Linked DNA regions of Mus musculus: region 2 is linked to region 1. Evidence: chromatin loops called from intact Hi-C (ENCODE). Cell type or tissue: left cerebral cortex. All regions are shown on one strand. Each heading gives the region's core, and the rest is flanking DNA. Links, peaks and the distances in the headings are about the cores only.

The links. Hi-C counts contacts between places; a loop is a spot of excess contacts. Peaks named below come from ENCODE experiments on the same cell type or tissue, not always from the same donor. Only the 100,000 strongest peaks of a DNase experiment are listed, where the experiment ranks them.
Region 2: it touches region 1 in a loop (3-fold over the local background); 3 of 42 quality-filtered maps call a loop at or near these places.

Annotation. Positions count from the first base shown.
Region 1 is chr7:6,464,679-6,481,379 of GRCm38, reverse strand. It overlaps Olfr1346 (olfactory receptor 1346), which reads right to left and starts at 7,268. Exons shown (of 1, transcript NM_146916.1): 1 at 6,327-7,268. The coding sequence starts at 7,268. The coding sequence ends at 6,327. It overlaps Olfr5 (olfactory receptor 5), which reads left to right. Exons shown (of 2, transcript NM_146914.2): 2 at 226-1,164. The coding sequence starts at 226. The coding sequence ends at 1,164. In left cerebral cortex, for the core only: no CTCF peak of the experiment used is centred there; no DNase peak of the experiment used is centred there.
Region 2 is chr7:6,525,248-6,541,948 of GRCm38, reverse strand. It overlaps the pseudogene Gm7587. Among named protein-coding and RNA genes, the nearest start is that of Olfr1349, 18 kb to the right of the region's middle. In left cerebral cortex, for the core only: no CTCF peak of the experiment used is centred there; no DNase peak of the experiment used is centred there.

The DNA.
Region 1 (16,701 bases), core at 4,226-9,225:
GTGTTGAAGATCTCCCAGTACTCTTAACATCTTTCCAATTTTTTTTTTATCACCATGTATCACCAGGGAAAGAATGTCAACAATTTTCTTTGTCTCTCTACAGATGGAGAGGTCCCTGGAGATGACCACTAGAGGTGTAAAGTACTGTGAACATCCCTCTAATTACTTTCACTACGATGCTTTTGAGGGACAGATGATAATAACAATTGGCTTGTCTCTCTACAGATGGAGAGGTCCCTGGCGTTGGCCAACATGACCAGGGTTCAGCAGTTCATCTTGCTGGGATTGTCCACTAGGCTGGACATAAGGGATGCCCTATTTGCTGTCTTCCTGACTCTCTACCTGCTGACCCTCCTGGAGAACACACTCATCATCTACCTCATCTGCAGTCACAAAGAGCTCCACAAGCCCATGTACTTCTTCTTGGGCAACCTCAGCTGCCTGGAGATGTGCTATGTGTCAGTCACCATGCCCACCTTACTCATGGGGCTATGGAATGGACTCTACCATATTCCCTTCATAGCTTGTATGACCCAACTCTTCTTCTTCATTGTCCTTGTGGGCACAGAGTGCATTCTTTTGGCATCCATGGCGTATGATCGCTATGTGGCCATCTGCCGCCCACTACACTACCCAGTACTCATGAGGCCCCAGGTCTGCCTGGGCTTGGCTATGATTTCATGGCTAGGTGGGCTATTGGTTTCTATGATCAAGACAACATGCATTGCCACCCTGTCCTACTGTGGCCCCAATGTCCTCAACCATTTTTTCTGTGATGTTTCCCCATTACTCAACCTGTCATGTACCCATGTGGCCCTCACAGAGCTGGTAGACTTCATCTCAGCCATTGTCATCCTTTGGGGTTGCTTCCTCACGACTATGGCCTCCTATGTGGCTATTGGCAGGGCAGTTCTGCGCATGCCTTCTACCACTGCCCGCTACAAGGCCTTCTCTACCTGTGCCTCCCACCTGGTCGTGGTGGGCATCTTCTACTCAGTCACTATCTTCATCTATGCCCGCCCCAAACGCATAGAAGCCATGGATCTCAACAAGGTGCTGTCTGTCATCTATACAGTGGTCACCCCCATGTGCAACCCAGTTATCTACTGTCTGCGGAACAAGGAGGTCCAAGTAGCTCTTCACAGAACCATGCACTGGTCCTGAAGTTGACCCAATGACTGAGTCCTGGGAAGGGATCTTAAATTACCAATATCTATTTTTATATTAAAATACAATTCTCACACCATAAATTTCATAATTTTAAACACAATGCAGTCAGTATTTTCTTCTTTGCTTCCTTGTAATTATGCAGGCATCACCAGGGTTCAATCCAAAACATTTTCTTTGCCCCCAAGGCAAACTCAGGCCTATTAGATATCATTCCTAATATCCACCAGTGACTACTTCAAGCCCCAAGAAACTTACAGCCTATACTCTGTTTCTGTAGATCCATAGATTCTAGAAATTTTATAATAATGAGTTTATGCCATATGTGGCTATTGTGACTGACATATTTTGAAAGCTGTGTACGTTGCTGCATAGATTTATTTCTCTTTGTACCTAAGTAGCATTATGTTGTGAGATGCCCCCTTTACCAGTTAATGAACACATGGGTTGATTCTGCTTTGGGGGAAATCTTTGGTCTAATGCAGCTGAAAATTTTTGGTCTAATGCAGCTTTTTAATTTTTTAAAGTTATCATTGCTATCATTTGTGCGTGAGTATTTTCCTGCATTTATCTGTATACATGTACACATGTGACACGTACATGTCATATGTGAGTGACAGAGGCCAGTGGTAGCAACTAATCCTCTAGAACTAAGGTTAGACAGTTGTGAGCCAACATGTGGGCACTGACATCCAAATATGGGGCCTGTGGAGGGGCAGTCGGTGCTCTAAACAGCTGATATGTATCTCCAACCTCTGTGGATACCATTTAAAAAATTTAAAAAAGACTTCTATTTATTCTTTAACAGCCACATTCATGTCTACAGTGTATCTTGATTATATCAACCCCACCCTCCCACTCATTGTTATGTCCCCAAAACTCCATCTTTCCACCTTCATTACTCTTCCTTCTTCCTCTGACCTCAACTAGTACTGCCTGAATGAGCATGAGCAAGCTAGCAGGGTCCACATCCCTAAAGAAAAATGACATACTCTCCTATAACAGGCATCAATTGACAATAGCTCTCTACCGCTATTGAAGAAGCCTAATGATCCACCCAAATCATGCTGTAATTATTGACTGGATTTATCTTGTCCTGAAACCATAGCTTCTGAGAATTCTTGAGTACAAAGGCCTATCACTTCCAGAATATATCATTTTCCAGCACCCCTCATCACTCCCCACCTGTAATATCCTTTCTACCTCTTACGGAGAAAAGGTTTTGTTTTGGGTTTTTTTTTTTTGCTACTGCTAATGTTATTGTTTTGTGTAGGGGGAGGAGCTGATACTAAAATCTGTGTCCCTAATTGGTTCTTGAGTGTGTCGATAAAGACAATGGAAGCCAGTTGCTGGGCGAAGGGGGAAAAGTGGGGTTTCCAGATCCCAGGAGGAAGAGAATGGACAAAAAGAAGGAGAAGGGCTTTTTGGCCAGGTTTTGGGATAGGAGGCATACACAACCATGCAAGATCTTGGGTGGCTGGTGGCTGGTGATGGTGGCCTCCACCACCCGAAGATGTCTGGAATAGGCTAGCTATTAGCTGATAAGATTAGGGCCAGAGATTCTTTACCCAGGCATTGTGTTATCTGGCTAATTTTAAAATAATAAAACTGTCTAGTGTTTTCCAACCATGGGGTTAAGTGGGCAGGAGGAGAAACAGAAGAGCCTGGGCAGTTGTTGGTGGCTTGGCAAAGCTAGCTGGGAGAAACAGGCAAACTGGCCTGCTGAGCATCTGATCTCAGAGCTAAATCTGTAGCAGTCGGAGCACAGGCCAAGCTCCCAGGAGGGGTGTGTGTGTGTGTGTGTGTGTGTGTGTGTGTGTGTGTGTGTGTGTGTGTTGCATGTATGCATGCCTGCAAAGATCAGAAGTGGGAGCTGAATGTGTAGAGCTGGAGTTACAGGCGGTTGTGTCGTCTGATGTGGGTGGCTGGGAAGTGAAACTGAAGCTAAAGCAGTATATGACTACTACTGAGCATCAGTACAGCCCCTACAGCAGTATTTTAAATGGAGTCTCTGCTTTGGAAGAACTCAGATGACAAAGACCAGCTTCGAGAACGCCTTAAAGAGACAGACGGACTACTGCTCTGGTGGCAAGTAGCAAAGCTTTACTGATTTCTTCAGCTTATAAAAATGGGATATGACTTTGCAATTTTTGCTCAAAAAATTACATTTTTACTTAGTTGCACCTGGCACACAATATTATCATTTTGGGAGTCATTTTCTCATAACAAGAACACTCTTCAGAAGAAGGAATTGTTTATCAGCAGACCCAAGGACATCCTCCTCTCCGGGTAAATATTAACTCTTGACTAGGAACAAGGAAAAACTCTGGCCCACAGAAAGTCATGTTAGGACATCCCTCCCTTTCAGGAGGGACGGCCCTTGAACTTTCCCCCAGTTAACTGCTCTGACCCTTTCAGGCCAGAACCAAAGGGAAGTCATTGTTCTCCTCACTCAGAGAAAAACTGACTTACTTAAAACAACAGATACTGTTCACTCAGTTACTATTTTTAAAAGTTTAAAGATATGCCCTGTGGATGCCTGCCAATATTAGCAGAGCCCATTTTGAGGGTGCACATAGTCAAATTCTAAAAGTGAATGAGAACATTTTCAAAACAAATCTTAGTAGCAATGAAAGACGTTAATCAAACTGTCTGGATACTTTCTGAGGAACATTTGATCATATGCATGAAAAACTACAAACCTTATGGGTTCTGCGATAACATCATTGTAACTTTTATCCAGAAAATAATATAGAATGTAGGTAGGCATCCACCCAGCTATGAGAAAAGTTCATAAAGGTTTATGTTTTTAATGAAAATTACTTGAAAGCATCTCTATTCAAAGTATCATGTTCAGAGGTAGAGAGAGGAAAAATACTCCAATGTCATCCTCAGCTATATAGTGGGTTCGAGGCCAGCCTGGGATACATGAGGGACTGTCTAGAAATACAGAGAAACAAACAGCAGGTTGTCTGTGTACAGAACACCCACACAATGGAATACTATGATGTCATTAGAAAGGTTATTTACGTCTCATGAAAAAAATGTCAGTGACAGAGCTGAGGAGATGGGCCTGTGAGCATGAGAACCTGAATCCTGTTATCTACAGGAAATGCAGGGGGACGGTAACGGCGTATTGCGCAGACGTGGGAACTTGAGAATGAGCAACTTTTAAGTCAGTTTTAGAGCCAGTGAGGCTAAGGAGTATATTTCATTTTCCCCCTCTTAAAATCATGTAATCATATCATAAACATAGTTAGAACATACCCATTTCTCTTGAGTGACTGTCAACACAAATTACTGTTTAAAATAAAATTTCCAAAATCTTCCAGTTTGATGAGCAAGTCATTAAGTCAAGGTCATTCTTTTATTTCTATTTCCTCTCTCTTTTTGATTCAGACAACATCTTACTATGTAGCCCTGGCTAACCTGGTACTTGCTTTGTAGACCAGGCTGGTCTTGAACTCACAAAATATTGCCTCCAGAGTACTGAGATTTAAGGCATGAGCCACCACATATAGCTTATTTCCTCTTTTAATTAATTCATTTATTAATTCAATTATGAAGCTAATGCCAACTTAATGCAAAATAGTAACCATATAAAATAGAAAATTCTGGTTTCTCATGGTCCTGTTCATTAACAAAACAGTTCTAGCAGCAGCTAATTATAATATATAATATATTGTCTCAGAACCCTTTCTAGACACATACCAGTGTAAATAGTTACTCCTATCACTATCATTGCCATTGTTGTCTTATAAGAATGACACAATCATGTAATTGTCTCTTTTATTTTCAACTCAACCACCTACCTGGGCTGACTCCCCCATGTCAGTAATGACAGATTCAGTTTAATCCTTTCACAATGTGCATATTATAAATGTAAATAATCTTTAAGTGGATCTTTGAGTTATTTCCAATAATTTCAAATATTTATTTGTATAGTATCATTTCCAAATGTCAGTTTTGCAGTAGCCATTCATAAATGTATATTTTGTTCACTATTTCTACTTACAAATATATGTAGCATATGTGTGTTTGAATGCAAAGAATAAATGATAACCTTCTTTCAAGTTTGTATTTAATAGACAAGATTTTGACCTTTCTGGCATTTACTGGGCAGATATATTTCTTTGTTGATATTCCTGTTCACAACTATTTTTATTTTGTTTTTATTCAGGAATGTCTCCTTCCTTCCACTTGTTCTTCTTTCCTTCCTTCCATTCTTCTTTCCTTCTTTTTTTTTTCTTCTGTGCTGGCTAGTTTTATATCACCTTGACACAAAGTATAGTCATCTGAGAGGAGAAAATGCTTCCATAAGATCTGGCTGCAGGCAAGCATGTGAAGCTTAATTAATGATGAATGTGGGAGGGCACAGCCCATTGTGGGTGGTATCACCCCCTAGGCTGGTGATCCTGAGTTGTATAAGCCATGATGAGGAAGCAGCCTTTGTATCCACTCCTGCTCTATTTGAGTTCCTGTCCTGACTTCCTTCAATAATGAACAATAATGTGGAAGTGAAAGCCAAATAAACCCTTTTTGCCCCCAAGTTGCTTTGGTCGTGGTGTTTCATCACAGCAAAGGTAACCCTAAGACACTTTTTTTCTGTCTGTCTGTATATTGGAGTATACACATGCCACCATGCATGTGTGAAATCAGAGGTCAACCTGTGGATATCAGTCCACCCTTTTATAATGTGAGTCCTGGGGACCTGGGTCATCAGGCTTGAGAGAAACTGTCTTTACCCACTGAGCCATCCTGTCAGCCCCTGCAATATTCCTATTTTTCATGTTGTCTCTAAGAAGTCCTTTTATAAAATGTTCTAGAAACATCTATCATGTTTCTTTGGAATTTCTTTATGTGTATTTGGCCATGAATTGGTTTCCAAACAAGGAGAGAAAGGACATCAGCTCTCTCAAGAATGTCAGCACAGAGCCGGGCATGGTGGCACACTCCTTTAATCCCAGCACTCGGGAGGCAGAGGCAGGCAGATTTCTGAGTTCGAGGCCAGCCTGGTCTACAAAGTGAGTTCGAGGACAGCCAAGGCTACACATAGAAACCCTGTCTCGAAAAACCAGAGAGAGAGAGAGAGAGAGAGAGAGAGAGAGAGAGAGAGAGAGAGAGAAAGAGAGAGAGAGAGAGAGAGAAGAGAGAGAATCTCAGCACAGACAAGGGGTTCTCCTCAACACTGCATGGACCTCCCTATTCCTCAAGCAGTAGATGATTGGGCTGCACATGGGCGTAGCCACCGTGTAGATGACTGACAGCACCTTGTTGAGGTCTGTGGATTTGACATGACTGGGCCTGGAATACATAAAGAGGACAACAGAGTAAAAAAGACCCATTACAAGGAGGTGGGAAGCACAGGTGGAGAGGGCTTTGTGGCTCGCAGCTGCTGAAGGCATTTTGATTAGTACCCTACCAATAGCCACATAAGAGGCCAGAGCAACCAGCAATGACCCACAGAAGATGATGATGGCTGAGATAAAGTCGATCAGCTCTGTGAGGGCCACATGGGTACAGGACAAATTGAGCAGAGGGGAGACATCACAGAAGAAATGGTTGAGGACATTGGGGCCACAGTAGGACAGACTTGCAATGCATGTGGTCTTGATCGCAGAAACCAACAGTCCACCCACCCAGGAGGACAAGGCCAATCCCCAACAGACCTGGGGCCTCATGATCACTGAGTAGTGCAGTGGACAGCAGATGGCCACATAGCGGTCATAGGCCATGGAGGCCAGGAGGGTGCACTTGGTGCCAATGAGAGACATGAATAAAAACAGTTGAGCCATGCAGAATGAAAAGGACACATGGTAAGGGCTGGACCTCAGGCCCACGAGTAGGGTGGGCATGGTGACTGACACATAGCACATTTCCAGGCAGCTGAGATTGCCCAAGAAGAAGTACATGGGTTTGTGGAGCAACTCATGGTGACTGCTGATGAGGTAGATAACTAACATATTCTCTAGGAAGATCAGCAGGTAGAGAGTCAGAAATATAACAAACAGGCCGTCCTTGATGTCTTTACTGGCAGACAAACCCAGTAGAATAAAATCCTGGTCATCAGACCTATTGGCCAGTTGTAGAGATCTCTCCATCTAAGTGAAGAAAGAAATGGGTTTATAAATACACTGGTCTGTTCAAAAGTATAAAGGTAGCTATGGTTAAATCTTCTTAGAGTTGAACCAACTTAGCAAGGGATTGACCTGTGGCAGGCAAAGCAATAAGGAGAAACTGGAAAATTACAAAACCAGAAACAGAAAACTGACACACACAGGAACTTACTGAGACTTAAATTCTAAGAAAGATATCCAGCATTTGTGAGCCCCAGTTACTGCATTGGTAAAAACAGAGCCAAGGAGCTTGAAGATGACTCAGTTGTTAAAAGCACTGGCTGCTCTTGCAGAAGACCTGGGTTTGATTCCTGACGCCCACATGGCAGTTCATAGCCATCTGTAACTCCAGTTCCAGGTGAGTTTTTTCTTCTGACCTCTGAGAGAAGCAGGCATGCACATGCAGGCAAAACCATCATACATATAATATAAAACAAATAAATCTAAAAGAAATTAAACCATAAAATCCATCCTCACAAAGCCCTTAGGTCTTGTGAATGTTTAGTTTTGGGTTTGGTTTGGTTTGGTTTGGTTTGGTTTGGTTTGGTTTGGTTTGGTTTGGTTTTTGCACAGCTGAGAATTGAACCAGGGCTTTGCTCATCTTACATAAGATCTGTAGTGCTTAACCACATCCCAAACCCTTCCTGATATTTAAATATAGCAATAGATGAGCCTGTGTTTTATAAAATAAGGAATATTTTCTTGCTTTTAATGACCTTAAATGATCATTTCTGGGTCAGGGTTCTTTCTTCAAAACCCTCCCAAGAAGTTGTATGCTCTATTTCAAATAAGACTTACAACTGTCTTTTCTGAGTATATATCTCTCTTAACTGTCATCATTTATAAAGGATAGATAGATAGATAGATAGATAGATAGATAGATAGATAGATAGATAGATAGATACCAGTATAGTATAATCTTTTCGTGACAATTTTCATGAGTGCAGACTATGTTGGACAGAGGAGAACCATTTAGATCTATTTATTTATTTTAGGTATATAAGTATTTGGCTTACACATATATACGTGCATCATGTGCCTGCCTGGTGCCTACAAAGGTCACTTCAATGCATTGGATCACCAAGACCTGGAACTTGGAATGGTTGTGAGTTGCCATGTGGGTGCTGAAAATCCAGTCTGGGTCTGCAAAAGCAGCAAGAGCTCATAAGCACTACGCCATCTCTCCAGCCCCTCATTTTATCAGAACAATATAGTAACTGAAACTCATAGAGCTTGGGTATAGGAAATCCTTCAAGAATAGTGGGTGTGTGTATTCAAATCTTTGTGTGTTCATATATGCATATGTGTGTATGCACATGCATAGGTGTGTATGTCTCTGTGTCAGTACATGCATGTGTGTGCCTGTGCATGTGTGTTTTGCATGCACATGAGTGTGCATGTGCATCTGTGAGTGTATATGCAGAGGCCATAGTACAATATAAGGGCCTTCCTCTATCACTTTCCACCATTTTGCCTTCAGACAGGGTTTCTCACTGAACTGTAAGCTCACAGATTTGGTTAGCCTAGCAAGCCTAAAGATCCACCTGTCTCTGCCTTTCCATGCTGGAATTACAGGCACCTAACACCTTAGACTTTTTATGCTCTGCATATACAAACGTGGGTTCTCATGCTTGCTTAGCAATCACTCATATACCAGTATGCTATCTCTTCCATACCCAGCAGTCTTGTAAAGGAAAGAAACTAGGCATATTGAGCATAACTTAGGGTATAAAGAATATTTGAAACATAAGCATCGGGTGTGTGTTAGTACTTTAAATGTTTCGGCATTGATCAAACCATGCACACACAGGACTGTTCATAAACAGTAAATACCATGGTCAAAGAAGTGATGACAGGTCCTGTTCTGTGCTACTGATGCCATGGGATTCAGTATCAAATGTACAGTGTTTGTGCCTATTAACTAGCAAATGTCTAGTGTATGACCTCTACCAGATTCCTGTAATAAAACAGTGAGGGGGGATGGGTGTTTGCAATCTTTTGATATTTTAATATTCTAGGTAATGAGAGATTTAAAAACTCAAATAGAGTCAAATGTAAAAATTAGACAGTAGGCACTAGGGGAATATCTGTCATTAAAGTGTCTGTCTCGCCGGCATGAGGGCCTGAGTTTAGATACCCAGTATGCAGCTTCAACTCCAGCACTGGCATTAGGGAGGAAATGGATGGATCCCTGTATTTTGCTGGCCAGGTAGCTTAGCCAAACTGGTATCCCACAGGTCAGTGGAAGGCCCTGTCCCCAAAACTACAGTAGAGACTTAGCAAGTCACCCAATATCAATTCCGCATGCATGCACAAATGCACATGCATATGCACACACACATGCACACACTTATGTACACACTTATGCCCCCCCACAGACACACAGACACACAGACACACACACACAGACACACACACACAGACACACACACACACACACACACACACACACACACACACACACACACATTGAGAGAATGCCAGAGGATGGCTGCTAAAGAAATATTGCAGGCCAACAATGCATATAGTTGTCCAGGCCTGGAGGAGGCTATTTTAAGACTAAGAGAACACTTCACTGGGCAGGAAAGTAATGTTTTAATTTATTCTTGAATGACAAGAAAGAAAGTAAACTCAGTGTTGAAATTGTGGGAAACCACTCCACGTCGGTCAGGAAAGTCTGTGCCTGGATAATCAGTTATCCACACCAAACAATAAAAACAAGAAAAAGCCCCCCACACACACACACATACACCAAAAGCTCAAACATTAATCAAATAAAAATATAAATGTGATGTGACTTCCTGCTCATGGCTGAGCACTCACTAGTCATTTATCCCCAGCATTTGAGGAGCTAAGAATTTCTGTATCTACCTCCACATATTGCAGAATAATAAGCTTCTCTGCCAGAGAAGTCCCTCATAGCATTAGCAAAACATAGGGAGAAAGACTGCCAGGCTGGGAAATGTGGAGGAATCCTCTGACCTGCTGCCTGCATCCGGATAGTGCAATCCAGAACAATGACACAGCTATGGCTACCTATGCAAGATAGAACTAAACATAAAGTGTGACCCCAAAATAGGAAGGGCCTAATTGTGAGAAATTAAGGAGCAGTCAGGAGTGGGAGGGGGACAAGAGAGGGCAGCTGGGGTGAACATATTCATAGCATTGTACACATGTATGAAATTGCCAAAATTTAATGTTTATGCAAAACAAAAATCTCTAAAATTTTAGAAAAATTTTAGCATGAATTTATAGCCTTTGATGTACATAAAACAACAATACTAAAGGAAGAACCCTTAAAACATCTGTCTTGTCAAAGATTTTATGGACTCACAGAGACTGAAGCAGCAAGCACAGGGCCTGCTCGGTTATGCACCAGATCCTCTGCAAATATATATCTTGAAGTTTAGTGTTTTTACCAGATTTCTGAGTGTGTGAATGAATGGATCTCAGATTCTTGTGACTTCTCTTAGGATCTTTTCCTTCTGTTGGATTATCCTGTCCAATGAATGGTTTTTGTTTTATTCTATTGTATTTTATTTTGTTATATTTTATCTCTTAAAAGCCTGATCTTTTCTGGGAGACAGAAAGGGAGTGGGTCCAGATGGAAGAGGAGGTGGAAGGAACTGGAGGAGTAAAGGAAAGGGAAACCATAATCAAAATATATTTTCTGAGAAAAGAGTGTATTTTCAATAAAAGGAAGAAACATTACAAATATAAAAAAACACCGGCCTTGTAAAATTTGAAAATGTCATGATCTAAAGAAATTCTGATCACCAAAAGATACAAGCTGGGAAAATGCCCCCACTGTGTGTTATTGACAAAGGGTTTCTCCATAAAATATATAAAGATATTGGTTGACTGGTGCAAAAAGCAGAGTCAGAGAGAGAGAGAGAGAGAGAGAGAGAGAGAGAGAGAGAGAGAGAGAGAGAGAGAGAGAGACTCCTAGAACAGTATTTCTCAACCTTCCTAATGCTGAGGCCCTTTAATGCAGTTCCTTATGTTGTTGTGACTCCCAACCACAAAGATGATTTTGTTGCTACTTAACTGTAACTTTGCCACTGTTATGAATAGTAATATAAATATCTGATATGCAGGATATCTGGTAAATGACCCCCAGAGTGGTCTCAACCCATGGGTCGAGAGCCACTATCTTAGAGTGGCTATTTTAACCTGTTTCAACCAAAATTAACTTAAAGCTAGGACCATGTCTCATCTTATTAGAAAACAAGGAAATGGAAATTGAAGTTGTAATGAGTTACCAGTTTTTACACCCATAGAGATGTCCTGTATATGAACACTTGGGCACATTGAGCTTTACCATATGGGTTTTTACAGGCTGGTGGGTGCCTAGATGGGTATTGACTCGTGAGAAATGAAGTAACCCTTATCTAACAAATTGTAGCATGTGGTTGCTTCATGAGAAGTCACACTAACCACAACATTTTGGTGCCCAGAATAAGGTATCTAAACTCTGCAAATGTTCAGTGGTAGAAGTGATACCAAGCCCCTTTTATATAATGGAATGCTAGTTTGTTAGTGAGGGAGTCTAGCTAGCATCCTTGGTGACCAATCTCAGAAACTAATCCTGAGGGGGAAAAAAGGATAACCATGGCACTGATATTAATCATTATATAAAGTAAAATTGAAAAAAAAATGTCTTAAAAGCATATTGTTCCAAGGCTGGAAAGATGGGTAAAAGAGCTTGGCGTGCAAAACCTGGTAATCCTACTTCCATTCCCAGAGTCCTTGGGCAAGGATAAAACTGACTTCTGAAGGTTGTCTTTTGATGTCCACAAGCATGCTGTGGCATGTGTGTGCCTGCAGCCCTCCCCCATTATACACACAAACACATGATGATGCTGATGATGATAAATTCTGAAAAATATTGTTAAGCCAGCAAGATGGTCCAGTGAGTGAGTAAAAAGGCTTGCCACCCAGCCTAATGACCCAAGTTTGATCTCTAACACCCACGTGGTGGAAAAAGAGAACAGACTCACAAACTGTCCTCTGTTCTCCACACACACACACACACACACACACACACACACACACACACACACTCAAATCATTTTTAATTTAAAAGTATTGTTTATAAATACAAAAGCAATACTTTTTCTTCTAAAAATAATAAACCCAAGTGAGACTCAAAGACGCTGCTAAAAGTGTTTTCAGGCCACCACACTTTGCACCAATCAGGATGGGTCCCCTTAGCCTAACCAGTGTCACCAGCAGAGATGTGTTGTACCTGAAACAAGAGTTCAATGGGCCCTGGAGCTGTGTCTGTTGCTGAAGCCGTGTTGGGTTCCTGAGACTGGTGCCTTGTAGCCCCTCACTGGACTCCTAGAGCTGACCGTGGTTCTGAAACTAGCGCCTGTTAATCTTCCACTACATACTTTTCCTCCTCCATTGATTTCCTCGTCAGGTCCACTTATCCCTTGGTCATTTCCCTCTCTTCCTTTCCCTTGTATACTCCCTGCAGCTGATATAACTTCTCCTGAAAGCTTCTTTATATGACCTTCCCTCTCTAATAACGTAAGATGCCGTATGACCCTGACTGGTTTTCTTAAGAACGATGACAGGATTGAAAATGGTACCGGACAATTGGAAAGCGTCAAAGATGTTTCAAAGCATGAGTGGAGAGTGAAAGTCGCCCGTCCTGGCTTCAGACTCACTATATAGTGAAATATAGTCTTGATTATCTGCCTCTGCTTCTCAAGCCCTGGGATGGCAGGCATGCACCATCATGCCTAGTTCATAAAGACACTACTATATCACAGCTTTCACCTTTTACCTGTGTCCCATGCATTGGGTGACTTAGAGATGGCAAGCTATAGCATGCTCCGTAAGTACTTTTACCATGGTAAGAATAAGAAAGTGTTTTCCGTCGTGAATACCTCACAATGGCATGCATACATAGACACCAAGGACATTTTAAAAAGTTTAACAAGATAGCACTCACCTTTACATCACACAGCTAGATTTGATGGTGTCTTCACTTATGAGAGACATAAGTGAAGATGTTCTGTTCCGTGTCCTTTTAATACTGCTATTAACCCTACAAATTAATTTTATGAATCTCAGCTTGAGATATACTGCCAACTTAAAAAAAACTGCTACAGAGATTTATTAAAATGAAGAGCAGAGATGACACTAAGCAGGTTCTTATCCATTACTGTCTGCATAGGTCCTGGAATTACAAAACTAATATATTTGTCTCCAGAATGAAGTTGTTGCCTATTTTTTTCTTTTTAAAAATATCTTATGGGTATATAATTATTTCACAGTATTGAGATAAACATAGGCAATTGCTTTTGAATATGAGGTTTAAACATATTCACCTCTTCCATTTTGTCCCTTTATTTTTCCACACACACACCCAGCCAGCTGATCTATTCTCCCATGTTCTTTCTGGTTTCACAGATAACCTTGAATTCTTACATTTGCTATGGAGATTTATTAAAATGAAGTCTGTGTGCCATCCAGGCCATTTCCAGCATCTATAGACATCCTATAGGAGGAAAACCTTTTTGTCTTCTCTGAAATCATGGGAACAAACTTTTCTTACCTCTCTGCTAAGCAAAGCGGAACTCTCTTTTTCCTTCTTTAAGAGTATCCAGTTTCTCCCCTAGACACAAGCAGAGGTGCCAGCTATGTAAGTGGCTGGACAATTAATTCAAAGTCAAGTGTTTGGGGAAGTTATCTTTAGTTCTTGGCAATGAGTTCTCAACTACTCATATTTCTCTACTTCTGTATTTTCAAGAAAATTCTGTTCTTCTAGCCAGGTCCAAGCTGAAGGGCCAACTTAAATCCAAGAGCTAGGCCTTAGAGGGCTGTGTAAATCTCTGTGGGTTTGGAGCAAAGACTCAAGTGAACCTTTTCATAAGGTAGTACTGGAGCTTGTGAGGGTGACTCAAAGGCAGAATTTGTTCCAAATCAGTTCTTGCACAATCCTAATAGGGCCAAGGACTTATGTCAGACACTGGCACCAAAAAGTTATGTGCAATCCAGGCACCACTCTCAGGTTGCTCCCAAGATACTGAAGGGCACTGAACCTACAAAATACATTTTATAAACCTTGTAATAAATCAAAAATGACATGGCAGGTGCAGAGAGTGAGAATCTGGAGATTTGGAAATTTTTGTAAGATGTATATATGAAGTTGGCCTCTAAGGGGTATCATAAGAACACTTGTCTTGGTACAAGTCAAGAAAAAGAGGCAGGAATACAAAGAAACCATCTCTCACCACTAGCTTGGTACTATGAAATATGAGAAATTATTTTATTTAAAAAAGAAATCATGCTTAGCACAGAAAGTTGAAAGAAGACAGAAACATGAAAAGCAATATCTTCTTCCACACTAAGATAACTTATTAAAAATTTAAAGCACCAATTTCTAAAACCTATTCTATGTTCTTATACACAAATTGCATTTTTAAATTTGTTTTGAAACAGAGTCACATGTAGCCTAGACTACCCTTGAACTCACTATGTAGTTGAAGATGACCTTGAACTCCAGATCCTTCTGCCTCCACCTTACAAGCTCTGAGATTACAGCCAGGCACCCCTACACCCCATTTATGTAGGGCTGTGGTATAAATCCACTTGTATATGCTGGGCAGGCACTCAACAAACTGAGTTACATCCTCACCCTCCAAGTGCATATTAAAGCTGAAACATAAGTATACTGTATGAACCTGGTTTCATTGTTCAGATTTACTTATTTTTATTTATATGCATGTGTGTTGTGCCTGTATGTACATATGTGCCTAGTGATGCAGAGGCCGCAAAAAGATATTGGATCTCCTGGAACTGGAGTTACAGATGATTCTGAGCCACCATGTTGGTGCTGGAAACTGAACCTGGGTCCTCTGTAAAAGCAGCTTGTGCTCATAACTGCTAAGCCATCTCTCCAGCTCCAGTCATGGTTTTATAGTGTAGCTTTTCAATATCACAATCTGTAACTATCACACTGTGGATCGCTCCTCTTATGAACCTTCATAACTCTTATGAATAACTATAGCTGAATGCTTCCATCTCTACGTTTATCACACCATTGTTTAGGCGTGGTAGTTTATGTATAATTGGACGTCTATAACTTATTTTTGTCCATTAAAAGCCCAAAATGGAGCTAGAGAAATGGCTCAGCAGTTACGAACATGGTACTACTCTTAGAGAGTACCCAACTTCAGTTCTCTATACCCATGTCAGGTATCTCACAACCAACTGTAACTCCAGCTCCAGGTGAACCTGATGCTGTGACACCATCTTTTAGCCTTTTGGGGCACCTGTATGTATAGATACATACATACATACATACATACATACATACATACATACACACATACATACATCTTTTTTAAAACCATAAAATGTCATAAATATGCTTGCAAGTAGATAACATATTCTAAATTATTTTGTTGCAAAAATTCTTTCAGTTGTCTTCTGAGTCAACACTCATACACACTCACATATGTAATGAACAGTGCCAATTTTGCTCTGAAAATTGTATCACCTTTGGTTAATACTTTTTGTTATTACAAGAGTTTACAAATAAAACTTCACAATGTCCTTGAATGGTTCTTGGTTTCTTGAAATCCCTATTTTAAAATGTATGTTAGATGTTTATCATCTTTCTTTAAATGCTTCCTACTCAAATATTTTTAATTATAATTTTACTCTAAAATTTAAATTTCAAGTTGCAAACTTCTTGTACATTTAGTAATGTGTAAAACTACAAGTAACCTTTTAATATTGTATTTCATTATATGGAGTTAGCATATTGTATTCAGTCATTGTCTTATTGGTTAATATTATTCATTCTGGTTTCACACACTTGACACAATGCTTAACCAACATTTTCCATCTTCTGTGGTCTATTGCTTTAACTGTCTTATTAGATATTCACACAAGTGAAGACACCGGGTCAAAGTTTACAAGCAATTTTAAATGTTTTATACAGGCTGATAGGTTATTGTCCAAGAAAGTTTAAACAATTTGGTATGTCATCAGGAATACATGAGTATAGGTTAATCTTTCTTAAAAAACAAAAACCAAAAAACAACAACAAAATCCTCCTTAAGTTAAGATGTGGAAATCACCCGAATGTTCCCCAATATGGTATAGAGGTGGTGTAACTTCCTACTCAACATTTTCTGAAAGGGCCTGTGAGGTTTTTAGATTCATTGAACATTTGTGTTGTTTCAGCTACTAATTCTATGCTTATAAATATCACCACTTTCCCTAACATGTATTTTGAAGTTTTCTGACTGTTAGTTTTTAAAAATTAGAATGAAACAATGATTTCATTACCTCATTTTCATATATACTGTTTGCCCTCCCCCACCACTCCCATCTTCTGCCCCCATAGAAGCCCACTTTCTGCATGTGTATGCAGAAGGTATACGTTTGTGTGACT
Region 2 (16,701 bases), core at 4,207-9,206, 61 kb before region 1:
ATGAGTCTGTGGGGGCCATGCCTATTCAAACTACCACACCCCATAAACATGACAACTGAGTTCTGATGCCCAGAATGCAAATAAATGCTGGGTGGTCCTGGTGCCCTACCTGTAATTCTGTTTTCAGGAAACAGGAGAGTCCATAGAGCAAGGTAGCTAGGGAACTAGGCATATCAGTGATCTGGGCAAATGACTGGATTTGACTGAGATCTGGTGTGCTGGATGTTATTTTTGTCAACTTGGCATAGGCTAGGGTTGTCTTGAAAGGTGGAAGAGACAGTGTCTCCATCAGATTAGCCTGTAGGCAAGCCTTGGAGAATTTTCTTCTTTAATGATTGAATCAGCCCGTAATGAACAGTGTCACAGCTGAGCAAGTGGTCCTGGGTGCTGTGAAAAAGTAATGCTAAGCAAATTATGAAGAGCAACTCAGCAAGCAGCACTCCCATTCCAGCCTCCCCTTCAGTTCCTGCTTCCAGAATCCTGCTTTAAATTCCTGCCTTGATTTCCCTCAGTGAGGGACTGTGACTGAGAAGAATAAAATGAAATTAGCTCTTCCCTGCCCAGATTGCTTTTGCTCATGCTGTTTACCACGGTAATCAAAACCTAACTAGGATATCCTACCTCAGTTAATGAGTTGGAAGATGGATTGAGTATGATCCTATGACATCCATAGGTTCACACACATGGGTGCCTGTACCTCCACACATATGGGACCACACACACATGATACACACATGAACAAACATAGGGAGGGGGAGGGATGGAGAGAGGGAGAGAGAGAGAGAAATGGATAAGGAAAAATATGTAGAAAGAACATGTGTTAGCTCAATGCCTCCAAGTAGCCCAACCTTAAACATTCCTTCCATAACTGTATCCAAGAGCAGTGAAGACCTCTCACTTGAAACTGGACATACTTCATGAGAAAGATGGAGTCTCTTCCTGAATCAATATTACCATCTGATGGCAAACTGGAAGCTAATAAACACATCCACATAAAGGATAATTAGGTTACTTTTCTCTTGCTGTGATAAGATGCCATGACCAATACAGCTTAAAAGGGAAGCACTTAAATGAGTTTATGATTTCAGAGAGTTAGAGTCTGTGAGGGCATGGCAGGGAGGACAGCCTAGAGCTCTCAAAAATCACAAGCAAGGGGCAGAGAAAACACCTGGCAAGCCTAAAATCCCACCCTCAGTGACACACCTCCCTCAACAAGATCACGCCCAATTTCTCAAACAGTTCCACGAACAGGGGACAAAGTATTCAGACATATAAGCTTGGGGGCCATTCTCATTCAAACTACCACACAAGGTAGTGTATGGATACAAATAATATTGGTCATCGATCCCACTTATTGAGCATTTAGGTGCCTTGGTACCAACTAGTTGCCTTGATTCTCATAAGAACCGTATAGAGACAGGTTCTCCTAGAACTTTCAAAGCTCAGAGATAGAAATTGAAGTACCATGTTCTGCTTTAATTATGAACCATCTTTTACAGGCTCATGAGTAAATTCATAAGTTCAAAGATGGTGGCACTGTTTTTGGGAAATTCTAGAAACTCCTTTAGAAGGTGGTGCTTTCCTGAAAAAACATAGGTCACTGGAGACAGACTCTTCATAACATTCTGCCCTTGGCTCCTTCTTATTTCTTGCTTTCTCCAAATAGGGATACACTGACTTCTTTTCTTATTTACACCCCATTAATTTCCTTCTCTTCTCTTATTGGTGAGCCATCAAGTGCTATATTGACTAGGAATGGAGACTGGACATCCTTACCTTGTTCCTGATCTTGGTAGAAATGCTTTAAGGTTTTTCTATAATTGGTATGTGCCAGCTATATATCTGTGTGTAGCCTTTATCATGTTGAGGTGTGTTCTCTCCATCACTAGCCTCTCCATGGTTTTTATATGAAGATTTGTTGGGATTGTTTCAAAGGCTTTTTCTGCATCTAATGAGATAATCTGGTAATTTCAGTCCTAGAGTCTTCTTATATAATGGGTAGCATTTATTGATTTACTTATGTTGGATCTCTCCTGAGTCTCTAGAATGAAGCCAACTTCATTGTGATAATGATCTTTTATATATAAACTTGGATTCAATTGCCGATCCTCCATGTTCTTATGATCACTGAAGCCTTTTGACATGTTACACAGATAATGACTAGTTTCCCCCTCCCCAGAAACACTAATAAAGTTATTCCATCTCTCTTCTTCTCTAGATCCTATTTCAATAGGCATCATTTGTTTTTCTTCCAAATGTGTGTGATGGGCAAATTGTCATTTTGACACAACCTAGAATCACCTGGAAAGACTCAGTGAAGGACTGTCAATATTGGGTTTGCCTGTAGACATGACTGTGGGGGTTTCAAGTTAATTGATGTGAAAAAACCCCGGTCACCATGGGTAGCATCATTCCCTAGGCAGACAGCCCTGAACTGTTTAAGAGTGGAGGAATCAAACTGAGCATAAACAGGCATGGATATATTTATTCTGTCTTCTCATTTGTAGATGTGACTGGATATTTCAAGTTCCTGACATCATACCTTCCCAACAATGATGGACCATAACCTAGACTGGTGCCCTAAAATAAACCCTTTCTCCTCCCAGTTGATTTTTGTTAAAATATTTTGTCACTGCAACAGAAATAGAACCAGAACACGATCTTGTCTTTTCAAATAGGAATTCTACTACAAATTTCCAGAAAGACATAGTCTTCATTCCTCAAAACTTAATACAATTATGATTTCTGGGGAACAGTTTTCAGGTATCCAAACTTAACCAGAAACCTCCATGTTCCTATCTCTGAGCTCTTCATCATGTTACAAAGTTAGTGAATGACTTTCCCTCCTCATGAACAAAGCAGCTACAGTTCTCTCCTGCTCTGTATATAGATTCTGTATCAATAGCCTCTCTCTCTCTCTCTCTGTACAATAATTTTTAATCATTTGCTATTATTTTTTTTAATTTTGGGAGCTGTTGCACACATGGAAGTCAGAAATACAATTTGCCTTCCTGAAGATCCGACTCAGGTTGTCAAGTTGGTGGCAAGTACCTTTACCCACTGAGTCATCCTGCCAATATTACACATGTACTTTCTATGGGGAACATTTACCAGCTCCCTCTTAAGAATCTATTTTCCACTGTTGAAGTCATATTTTTCTCTTCCACCCTTGATTCCTTGGAGGAATCAAACTGAGCATAAACAGGCATGGATACATTTATTCTGTCTTCTCATTTGTAGATGTGACTGGATATTTCAAGTTCCTGATATCATACCTTCCCAACAATGATGGACCATAACCTAAACTGGTGCCCTAAAATAAACCCTTTCTCTTCCCAGTTGATTTTTGTTAAAATATTTTGTCACTGCAACAATTAGCTCAACAATGGAGTGTCACTGTTTAGATTCAGTCAATTAGGCTCAGAGATATTAATTAGCTCAGGGGATCATCTTCAGCCAATCAGCAGCAAGAATGTTGATTAAGGGGTCAGTATAGAGCCTCAGCCTTGGCTCTTCAGGATCAGAGTTGATTCAGGGATCGAACATCCTTTACGATCTGCCAACCTCAGGAAATTATCTTCCAATTTCTTTATTCATTCTGTCATTCATTTTGCATCATTAAAGAAATATTTCCTCTTCTCAATGATACCTTGGTCAAGGAAGGAATAAAGAAAGAAATTAAAGACTTTTTAGAGTTTAATGAAAATGAAGCCACAGCGTACCCAAACCTATGGGACACAATGAAAGCATTTCTAAGAGGGAAACTCATAGCGCTGAGTGCCTCCAAGAAGAAACGGGAGACAGCACATACTAGCAGCTTGACAACACATCTAAAAGCCCTAGAAAAAAAGGAAGCAAATTCACCCAAGAGGAGTAGACGGCAGGAAATAATCAAACTCAGGGGTGAAATCAACCAAGTGGAAACAAGAAGAACTATTCAAAGAATTAACCAAACGAGGAGTTGGTTCTTTGAGAAAATCAACAAGATAGATAAACCCTTAGCTAGACTCACTAAAGGGCACAGGGACAAAATCCTAATTAACAAAATCAGAAATGAAAAGGGAGACATAACAACAGATCCTGAAGAAATCCAAAACACCATCAGATCCTTCTACAAAAGGCTATACTCAACAAAACTGGAAAACCTGGACGAAATGGACAAATTTCTGGACAGATACCAGGTACCAAAGTTGAATCAGGATCAAGTTGACCATCTAAACAGTCCCATATCACCTAAAGAAATAGAAGCAGTTATTAATAGTCTCCCAACCAAAAAAAGCCCAGGACCAGATGGGTTTAGTGCAGAGTTCTATCAGACCTTCAAAGAAGATCTAATTCCAATTCTGCACAAACTATTTCACAAAATAGAAGTAGAAGGTACTCTACCCAACTCATTTTATGAAGCCACTATTACTCTGATACCTAAACCACAGAAAGATCCAACAAAGATAGAGAACTTCAGACCAATTTCTCTTATGAATATCGATGCAAAAATCCTCAATAAAATTCTCGCTAACCGAATCCAAGAACACATTAAAGCAATCATCCATCCTGACCAAGTAGGTTTTATTCCAGGGATGCAGGGATGGTTTAATATACGAAAATCCATCAATGTAATCCATTATATAAACAAACTCAAAGACAAAAACCACATGATCATCTCGTTAGATGCAGAAAAAGCATTTGACAAGATCCAACACCCATTCATGATAAAAGTTTTGGAAAGATCAGGAATTCAAGGCCCATACCTAAACATGATAAAAGCAATCTACAGCAAACCAGTAGCCAACATCAAAGTAAATGGAGAGAAGCTGGAAGCAATCCCACTAAAATCAGGGACTAGACAAGGCTGCCCACTTTCTCCCTACCTTTTCAACATAGTACTTGAAGTATTAGCCAGAACAATTCGACAACAAAAGGAGATCAAGGGGATACAAATTGGAAAAGAGGAAGTCAAAATATCACTTTTTGCAGATGATATGATAGTATATATAAGTGACCCTAAAAATTCTACCAGAGAACTCCTAAACCTGATAAACAGCTTCGGTGAAGTAGCTGGATATAAAATAAACTCAAACAAGTCAATGGCCTTTCTCTATACAAAGAATAAACAGGCTGAGAAAGAAATTAGGGAAACAACACCCTTCTCAATAGTCACAAATAATATAAAATATCTTGGCGTGACTCTAACTAAGGAGGTGAAAGATCTGTATGATAAAAACTTCAAATCTCTGAAGAAAGAAATTAAAGAAGATCTCAGAAGATGGAAAGATCTCCCATGCTCATGGATTGGCAGGATCAACATTGTAAAAATGGCTATCTTGCCAAAAGCAATCTACAGATTCAATGCAATCCCCATCAAAATTCCAACTCAATTCTTCAACGAATTGGAAGGAGCAATTTGCAAATTTGTCTGGAATAACAAAAAACCTAGGATAGCAAAAAGTCTTCTCAAGGATAAAAGAACTTCTGGTGGAATCACCATGCCAGACCTAAAGCTTTACTACAGAGCAATTGTGATAAAAACTGCATGGTACTGGTATAGAGACAGAAAAGTAGACCAATGGAATAGAATTGAAGATCCAGAAATGAACCCACACACCTATGGTCACTTGATCTTCGACAAGGGAGCTAAAACCATCCAGTGGAAGAAAGACAGCATTTTCAACAATTGGTGCTGGCACAACTGGTTGTTATCGTGTAGAAGAATGCGAATCGATCCATACTTATCTCCTTGTACTAAGGTCAAATCTAAGTGGATCAAGGAACTTCACATAAAACCAGAGACACTGAAACTTATAGAGGAGAAAGTGGGGAAAAGCCTTGAAGATATGGGCACAGGGGAAAAATTCCTGAACAGAACAGCAATGGCTTGTGCTGTAAGATCGAGAGTCGACAAATGGGACCTAATGAAACTCCAAAGTTTCTGCAAGGCAAAAGACACCGTCAATAAGACAAAAAGACCACCAACAGATTGGGAAAGGATCTTTACCTATCCTAAATCAGATAGGGGACTAATATCCAACATATATAAAGAACTCAAGAGGGTGGACTCCAGAAAATCAAATAACCCCCTTAAAAGATGGGGCTCAGAGCTGAACAAAGAATTCTCACCTGAGGAATACCGAATGGCAGAGAAGCACCTGAAAAAATGTTCAACATCCTTAATCATCAGGGAAATGCAAATCAAAACAACCCTGAGATTCCACCTCACACCAGTCAGAATGGCTAAGATGAAAAATTCAGGTGACAGCAGATGCTGGCGTGGATGTGGAGAAAGAGAAACACTCCTCCATTGTTGGTGGGATTGCAGGCTTGTACAACCACTCTGGAAATCAGTCTGGCGGTTCCTCAGAAAATTGGACATAGTACTACCGGAGGATCCAGCAATACCTCTCCTGGGCACATATCCAGAAGATGCCCCAACTGGTAAGAAGGACACATGCTCCACTATGTTCATAGCAGCCTTATTTATAATAGCCAGAAGCTGGAAAGAACCCAGATGCCCCTCAACAGAGGAATGGATACAGAAAATGTGGTACATCTACACAATGGAGTACTACTCAGCTATTAAAAAGAATGAATTTATGAAATTCCTAGGCAAATGGATGGACCTGGAGGGCATCATCCTGAGTGAGGTAACACATTCACAAAGGAACTCACACAATATGTACTCACTGATAAGTGGATATTAGCCCCAAACCTAGGATACCCAAGATATAAGATACAATTTGCTAAACACATGAAACTCAAGAAGAATGAAGACTGAAGTGTGGACACTATGCCCCTCCTTAGAAGTGGGAACAAAACACCCATGGAAGGAGTTACAGAGACAAAGTTTGGAGCTGAGATGAAAGGATGGACCACGTAGAGACTGCAATATCCAGGGATCCACCCCATAATCAGCATCCAAACGCTGATACCATTGCATATACTAGCAAGATTTTATCGAAAGGACCCAGATGTAGCTGTCTCTTGTGAGACTATGCCGGGGCCTAGCAAACACAGAAGTGGATGCTCACAGTCAGCTAATGGATGGATCACAGGGCTCCCAATGGAGGAGCTAGAGAAAGTACCCAAGGAGCTAAAGGGATCTGCAACCCTATAGGTGGAACAACATTATGAACTAACCAGTACCCCGGAGCTCTTGACTCTAGCTGCATATGTATCAAAAGATGGCCTAGTCGGCCATCACTGGAAAGAGAGGCCCATTGGACTTGCAAACTTTATATGTCCCAGTACAGGGGAACGCCAGGGCCAAAAAGGGGGAGTGGGTGGGTAGGGGCGTGGGGGTGGGTGGGTATGGGGCACTTTCGGTATAGCATTGGAAATGTAAATGAGCTAAATTCCTAATAAAAAATGGAAAAAAAAAAGAAATATTTCACCGGCCAGCCCACGGTCCATGAGCGTCCTCTGCCCCCATCGGCCGGGGTCAAGATGTCGGAGCTTAGCCACTTAGAGTCAGAGGGATGCCGAAACCTATTTGGCATGCTGGACAATGATGAGATCATGGCCCTTTGGGACACCATCACCACCACCTAGTGCAGCCTGTGGACCTCCAAGATGCTATTTGTGCAATATTAGTGTGTAGCCAACATGTAGAAGAACTTCTGAGGCTCAAAAAAGTCCACTGAGAAGTCATATTTAAGTATTTGGTAACACAAGGGGTGGTTGTACCTCCAACTACTGAAAATCACAATCTTATTCAGTATGTACAAGGTTACTCAGAAGAAGAGTCACCAAATCCAAAGGAGGCAGCAGAGCCAGTTACAGAGACAGAGGACATCCAGCTCTTTGAACAGCAGACAAAAGAAGAGAAAGAAGCGGAAAAGGTTGATTATCATCACTTAGGAGAATTCTGTCACTGGTTCTTTGAAGTTCTTAATTCTCAGAATCCTTTTCTGGGACCACCTCAAGATGAATGTGGCCTACAGCACTTCTGGCATGATGTCCAGCTTAGGTTTTATTATAACACATCAGAACAAAGCATGACAGACTACCACAGAGCAGAAATTGTCATTAGTGAAAGAGGAATTTCTTTCTCTCAACCCCAACCTTGATTCTCAAGGACTAAAATGTGTGTCTTCTCCTCATGGATTAGTTATGGTTGGAATTGCAGGGACTGTCCACCAAGGAGATTCTTGTTTGGGGACATTTGAACAAATTTTTGGACTTATCCATAGCTCTTTTGTGGAAAATAGTTGGAAAATCAAATTTATCCACCTGAGAATCGTTGGAGGAAGTTCCCTTGCTCCTGGATCATCACTGAAACCATCTGTAACTTTTGAACAGAGTGATCTGGAGGCCTTTTATAACGTAATCACTTTGTGTAATAGCCCTGAAGTGAGACCTAACATAAGGCAGATATTGGATAGTGGGGCTGCAGACCAGGTTTTACATAGTGGAGATGAGGCATTGTTGAACAAAAGGGAAATGAATTTGCCTAACCCTCTCAAGCATTGAGCACTGTACTTCAGCTTGAAGAAGCTGCAGAGACACATCACTGATCATCCTTAAGCCACTGCAGATGTAAGAGTTGACATATTTTAGCTGAAATACCCTTTTGGACTACAGACTAGTGTGAATTCTTGCCTATTTCTACCTGAGTTACAGCAAATGTTCTGAGAACTTATTGCGGTCCACCAAATAAATCCCACTTTAGATATTGTATATACCTGTGTGCCTTAGAAACTTTAGGTAATATTTTCATTTTATTTAGTGACCAGCCTACTGATCTCTGCTTCCAAGTGGCAGAGGTTAATATTATTCATGTTTATGGCTTATTGGATCTCTTACAAAGCATCTCACTAAAGTGTTGTCAAAAGAAAACAGCATTTTAAAGATGTTTGATATAAAAAGTCTTAATTTAAAAAAAAAGTCTTAATTATATAAGAAACAAATAGCGGACTTGTTCAAAGAGTCCAGTATTTTAGCCTGGGAAGAAAAACTTACCTGCCCTTTTGAAACTACTTTTTCAAGTTACCAGTTCTAGTCCAAGAAAGTATCTCAAAATCTGCTGCTTTTCTGAATTCTTTTGGGTAATAAATGCTGTTGTCAATACGGACCTTTTGATTGCTTAGGCTTCAGCCAAAAATGTTTACTATAATACTCTAAAGATGGAAGGTATGCTTTGAAATTTTAAAGGAATGCACGATTCCTAACAAATTACTGTTTTTTTCTCCTGATTGATCTTGACAGAGGCTGACTTTCCTCAAAATAAAAATAAATAATAAAAAAGAAATATTTAAGGTTGACAAAATTGTATATATTAATGAGATGCAATGTGGTGGTTTGATATTTATGGCATTGTGAAACAGTAGAACTATTCAACATACAGTTATTTATCATATTTGGAATGATGACATTTAAGATATGCTTCATTAATTCTTTTTACATTTATTTGTTGTGTGTGTGTGGTATGTTTGTTTATCATTGGGCTTACATGGAAGTCAGAGGACAGCCCACTATAGTCAGTTCATTTCTTCCACCAGGAATAAACTCAGGATTTCACACTTGGCAACAAGTGACTTTACTCACTGATCCACTGGCCCTGTCTTAGAAATTCTCCTGTCTACCTGAAATTTTCCATCCTTTGAACTAAATCTCAATATGGCAGTGTCCTGTAAACACTTTTCCATCCTATGCTTCTGTAGTTTCTGCTGTGTAGACTCGGCATATAAGTGAGATATCATAGTATTGTCTTTCCTTGTCTACTACATTCACTTTACATCGTGTCCTGATTCACACATGTGTTGGTTATTAACACCAACACAGGCAGCCAGATCTGTCCCACCCAATAAAACTCCTTTTACAAAAGGTAATAATGGCACACTGGGTCCAGCTTTGGGGAGACAGATCAACTTTAATCTGGTAAATCAAGGATTATATAGTTTTAGGGAAGTGGGGTAGGAATATCCAGGGTGGGCAAAGTTCATTGGCTGAAAGCTAAGATAACGAGATGCCTCATTAGCATGTAGAGACATTCCAAGAATCTCAGGTGCTAGGTGAGCCAGTTCTTATAGGGAGAAAGGAACCTGAGCCTGTGATCTAAGCAATATGACATTCCACAGGTAAAAAGGTGTGTGGAGGTTTCAAGTTCTCCAGACAAGGTCAGAGAAGGAGAAGCCCTGCTGGTAAAGGAGGTCTACAATTTTGCACCAAGCTTGGGGCTTTCCAGTAAAGTCAGACTTTGACCTTAATTAGCAGCGCAACATCTCATCACAGCAATAGAGTAGTAACCGAGACAGTACCGCAGCAGTGACACCATTGCTCCTACTGAAAGGAAATAACTGCCCCTCTACCTCTGGTCTCTCACTAACACTTTCCTTTTACTTTGGTTTAAGCAAGGAGATCCAGCCCCTTAACATCCAATATCAACTGAAGTGGAGAAAACTCAAAGCAATCCCATTAAAATCAGGAATGAGACAGAGCGATTCATTCTTTCCACTCCTCTTCAATGCAGTCCTTAAAGCACTGGACAGAGAAATAAGACAAGAGAAGGAAAAGAGATACAAGTAAGATTAGTCAAAATACCCTATTTGCAGATGACATGGAATACATAAGAGGTCCCAAAACTTCCACTGCAAAACTTCTAGAAATAATCAACAATTTCAGCAAAGTGTCAGGAGACAGAAGCAATTTCAAAATTTAGAATTTGAATCTGATTCATTTAGGTTTGATCCTTGATAAACCATTAAAAATAATAAAGCTTTTTTTTTACTTTATGCAAGTCATCCTGTCTACCTAAGATTTAAAAAAAAGAGAGAGAGAAGAGAGCCCCACAGAGCCCCAACACCACTCAATTATCTATAACAGAGACCATGTGTTTCATACAAAGGCGCGGTTTGCTTTGGATCTCTGTGCTTTTTATATCTTCACAGCTGTATTAGAATCTCTCAGAGAAGCCTGTCATGATGCCTGATTGTGCAAGGGCATCTCCTCAAGTCAGAATCTCAGTCATTGATGGGGCTCACATCCATCACTTTCTCTCTCCAAAAGCCATTTTGATTTTAGGTAAAGTGTGTTTCGTGTTTCTGACATGTACACAAATATTTACTTTGGTTACTATTTATTTATTTTGATTGATATGTATTCTTTTTTCATTTATTTATTTATTTGGGGGAGGGGGGTCCAAATGTGCCATGGTGCAAATGTGGAGATCAGAGGATAGTTTATAGATTAGCTACTTCTGTAGGTCCCCGAGATTATTATTAGGCTTGGTGTAAGCACTTTTACCTAGTGGGCCATCACTGCATCCCTTGACTCCACCTTTATGGTAGATATATGTGGTGGTCTGAATAGGTTTTCCCCAATAGACTCATGCCTATGGGGAGTGGCACTATCAGGAGGTGTGGTCTTGTTGGAGTAGGTGTGACCTTGTTAGAGGAAGTTTGTCACTGTCAAGGTGGTCTTCGAGGTTTCTCCCTATGCTCAGGTTTTATCCAGTGTGGACGATACTCTCCCCCTGGCTGCCTGCAGAAGACAGTCTCCTGCTGCTTTTGGGTCAAAATGTAGAACTGTCAGCTCCTTCTCCAGCACCATGTCTGCCTGCACACTGCCATGCTTCCTGCCATGATGATAATGGACTGAACCTCTGAAAACTGGAAGCCAGCTCCAATCACATGTTTGCTTTGATAAGAGTTGCCTTGGTTATGTCTCTTCACAGCACTAAAACCCCAACTAAGGTAGTATGAGGCCTTTTTCTATACACTAACAATTATTTTTCTAATAATGGGGTAAACCTGCCTTTTTGAAGCCCCAATCATCTATCAAACCAGATATTTTACATAAGCGTAACCCATATTGGGCAAGATTTACAATGTTTTAAATTTTTTATTATTTATTTTTATGTACATGGTGATTTGCCTGTATGTACAAGCATGTATGTTTGTATACCACGTGTGTGTCTGGTGCCCCTGGAGGTCAGAAGAGTGCATCAGATCCCCTGAGACTGGAGTTATAGGCAGTCATGATCTGTGGTGTGAATGCTGGGAATTAAATATGGGCCATTTGGAAGAGGGGCCACTGCTGTTACTCAGGAAGACATTTCTCCATCATCAAGATTTACAGTCTTTTTAAAAAAAAAAGTCAGTGAGCAAAATGGTCTCATTATTTTGAATTGTCATCCCCCCATTCTGGAAGCTCAGAGAGACTGTAGCATGAGAAAATGGAAGATCTGCCACTTAACTGCAGAAGGTTCAGGACTATTGTAGGGTCTGCTTAAATCCAATATGACTGCAACATGACTCAAACACCAGGTCAATGCAGATGACAAAAATTTATTGTGATCAAGCTGCTGCTGCTTGATCAGGGCTGCAAAACAGACTCAGGAGCTGAACTGTGACCATGAGGGGACACTGTACAGGATGTTTAAATGGGTATTTATTAAACCATAAAATGAGGGAGAGCAGGGTGGACCATAGCATTGTATTTGACATAAGGGTTTGAGCAAGGGAGTTTCCACCAATCAGGATAGGAGTAGGTTCCTAGGCCTGGGAATATGAACTTAGTTTGACCCTGGCCAGCAAGATGGAGAGGTTGTCCTTGAGATGTCTGGATTTAGACAACCGTTCCCTTTACAATAGAAGCTGTTCAGCTACTGGGAAGTCCCCAACTCCCCTAGGGTGTGGGACCTTAAATTTAGTTTCTCCCTATGATTCAATGGAGTCTGAAAACAAAATGGTAGTACTTAGAGTAAGTTTCTTTTGCTTGTTCCAAACAGAGATAAGTGTGACACTTTTTATGACATCTACTCACCCATACAGAAAGCCCACAACAAACAAATGTAACACTTCTACCAGAATATAACTTGATGAGCCCGTGAGTTTGGGTCAGGGGTTACTTTCGGGAATCTGGGAGACTCAAAACCAGCACATTGCTGAAAGGCAGAGATGATGACTCCCCCAAAACCCACATCACTGGAGCTCTCTGCACAGCCTACAGCAACCTTGACCGATGTGAGATTCTCTCCTCTGCAGCTCAGCCAGTCGGAGTCTCGTCTGCCAGTGGCAGATCGCTGTTTCATTAACCTTGAGTGGCCCTTTTGGATCTTGTAAGTTTTAGCCATCCCAGCCGTGTGAGTTTGTTTACTCCCTGAGTCTTCAAACCTCTCTGTTCCTTCATGGAGGAAATGCTTTGATTCAGAGGAAACTGTCAGCCGCCATCCCAGCATCTGCAGTGAGGACATTATGTATTCAGCTGTTATGTGGTTATAATATGAGACAGACATTCTTATCCCCATTCCAGGCATTGGAGGAGGAGCCAAGAACAAATCCCTCAAAAAGTTTCCTCCAGAAATAACCCTTCTGGGGACACTCAAGGGACAATGTCATGATAAATCCAAAAGATGATTTTGAGCATAATGGTTTTATTCCATATTTATGTGTGAGCAATACATACCTGTGTGTGGGTGCAATGTGTGTGTGCCCTGCTTTCTCCAGTGCTCCCACCAACAGGTTGCTGCTCACTCCATGCACTTTCACTTTTTCCCATCACTGTGATAAAACACCATGACCAAAGCAGCTCATGGAAGAATTTTGAATTATGGTTCTAAAAGGAGAGTCCATAATGTCGGGGTGGGGGGCACAACAGCAGGAGAGCAGAACCAGGATCTGAGAGATCAATGACAAACAGGAGGCAGACAGAGTGGGCTAGAAGTAGGGTAGAACTACAAACTCCCAACACCCCCTTTGAGTGACCCACTTCCTCCAGCAAGGCTCCACATCCCAAAGGTTTCATAACCTCCCCGAATACCATGAGGGAAGTATTTAAGCATACAGCCCTATAGGGAACATTTCTCATTCAAGCCATTAAACTCCTTGTTTGGGAATAATGTGGTGATCATAATAATTGTAGTGATGGCCACCACTCAGCTCTTAACTTCCTGACTGCCCATTTGATATCTCATTTAATTTTCACAAGAATCCAGTAAGGTAGCCAACGAGTCACTTTGCTCACTGCTTTGATAAAATGTCTGACAAAAGCGGTGTGAGGAAGGGTGGGATTAGTTTTGGCTTATGTATTCCATCATTGCGTGGAAGGCATCTAGCCGCATTGGTCCAGGGAGTAGGAAGAGATGAAACCTTCCTCTCCCAGTTAAACCTCTCTGAAAACATCCTCAGAGAAATACCAAGAGGTCTATCTAAGTCCAGGCAACTTGCCAATCAAAATAACACATCACAGGTCGGGTCCAGTTATGTCCCATTTTACAAAGTGTGCAAGCCCAGCTAAACTAGCCCTTTGGCACCCAATTTCTCTATTGTGTCGCTAAGTTTTATACTTTCCATTAATTTACTTGTTTATTCACTTTACATCCCAGCTGCAGCTCCCCTCTTGTCCCAGTCCTCTCCTCACCACTCGGCCTCTCTCCTTCACCTCTAAGAAGAGGGACACCCCCCCCCCCAGTATCAACCTACCCAGACACCTCAGTCACTACAGGAATAGGCACATCTTCTGCCACTGAGCCCAGACAAGGCCACCCAGTTAGGGGACAGGATCCACAGGCAGACAATGGAGTCCGCATGAGCCCCTGCTCCAGTTTTGGGGGGACTTGCATGAAGACCAAGCTGCACACATATGTTGGAGACCTATGTCCCGCATGTGTGTGCTCTTTGATTGGTGATTCGTTCTCTGGGAGCCCCCCAAGGATCCAGGTTAGTTGACTGCATTGCTCATCTTGTGGAGTCCCTATCCCCTCCAGATTCCCCAGTCTTTCCCCCAGATCTTCCACAAGACTTCCCCAGCTTGGTCTAATGTTTAGCTGTGGGTCTCTGCATCTGTTTCAGTCAGAAGCTGGGGGGAGCCTCTCAGAGGACAGTTTTTCCTGTCTCTGCTGTGCTGGCTGAGACTCACGGGGACCAGGCTCAAATTTTATTTTTCTTAAAACATGCTCAGAACTCTGGAGAGATGGCTCAAAGGATAAATACTAACCACATAAGGTTGAGTGACAGGGGCTTGGTGGCTCAGTGCCCATATCAAAGCAAAATGTGATAGCCAGCTTGCACGCCGAGCATTTGGGAATTGACAGCAAGGCATCCTCAGAGCAAGCTTTCTAGCTAGACTAGACAAGCTAGTGAACTCCAGGTTCAGTGAGATACTCTGCCTCTGTAAATGCCGTAGAGGGAAACTGAGGAAGACACATCAACCTCTTACCTTCGCGTGTATGCATAACATTTCATTTAGGGGAATTCCCATAAACAAAGGAGTAAGTCAGATGGTAAGAAACCTTGGAGCCATGGAAAGATGCTTTGACTTATTCTATCAGAGTGGAGTGCTGTGGCAGATGTTTAATTCAGAAATGGATATGGCCTGATTTAGATTTATTCTGACTTATTTTTGTTAATCTTATTATTAAAATTCCATAATCACATATATATCTGAGATCAGAATGCTGTGTCAGGCTTCTCCAACTGTTGGACATTGTAAGAGGATGTCATCCTCTATAAAACCTGCCCTTACATCACATAATTCAGTTGCTGAAAAAATCATAGAAATCCTCAGAGGTTTTCTTCTTTTTTTAAACTTTATTTCATGTGTATGGATGTTTTTGCCTGCATCGTGTGTGTACTATGTGCATGCAGTACCCAAACAGGCCAGAAGAGGGCGACAGATCCCCTGGAACTAGAGAGCCAGTTCTGAGCTGCTATGTGGGTTCGGGGAATTGAAATTGGGTCCCCTGAAAAAGCAATTGGAAAAACGCTTTTAACCACTGAGCCATCTCGCTATTCCTAACTTCATAGTTTTAAAATTGCTGTGTGCATGTGTGCATGCATGTAGTGTATATACATGCATGCTGGCATATCTGTGTCCATAAATACATGATAGGCCCCTTACCCAATGAGCAAGCTACCAGCATGGTAACTCTCATAGTGTTTTAAATAGATTTATAGTTCTGTGGGGGCCTTCATTTGTAGCTGCCCTCAACTGTATGTGGTCCATGGGCCACAGGTTGAACATACCTGGTAGCTATTCAGTAAAGGCATTTCTTGTCTCTGGGGAGACTTAGGGGTGCTATCTGATCTACCTAGCTCATAGCACACTGAAGACAGAAAACAAATACTTCCTTCTGGGGAAACGATTTGTGACTCCATTCAGCATACATTTACTGAGTACCTGTTGCATGTGAACTGTTTTCAAATGGCCATGCCAGCATATTTGAGGCACATTTCACAGAACCCTGGTTGCACAAAATATTGTTTAAAAAACAATTCTTCCTTAAAATGAGAATTGAGAAATGTATGCAAGATAATACATCTCTTTTATGGGATGGAGAGAGGGCTCAGTAGTTAAGAGCACTGTCTTCCAGAGGGCACAGGTTCAATTCCCAGCAGCCACAAAGCAGCTCACAGCCATTTATAACTCCAGCTCCAGGGGATCCCTCACTTGGCCTCCTGTGTACTGCATATGTGTGATGCATAGACATGCACTCGGGCATACAAACAGTTACATAAAACGGGTATATTTTTAAAAATTACAATAATATGATTTTGTGATGCATAGGCATTTATATAATATTCAACTGCTAACATCCACAAATAGTCTTCTGGGTAAAGGCCCTCACTTCTTTTTGTCTTTCCACAGTGGCAAAACTGAAGTAGCTACAGAAATTACAAAAATATGTATCATCTCACTCTTTATTAAAAGTTCTGGGACAGTGAAGGACACTGCTGCTCTTGCAGAGGACCTGGCATCATTTTCCAGCTC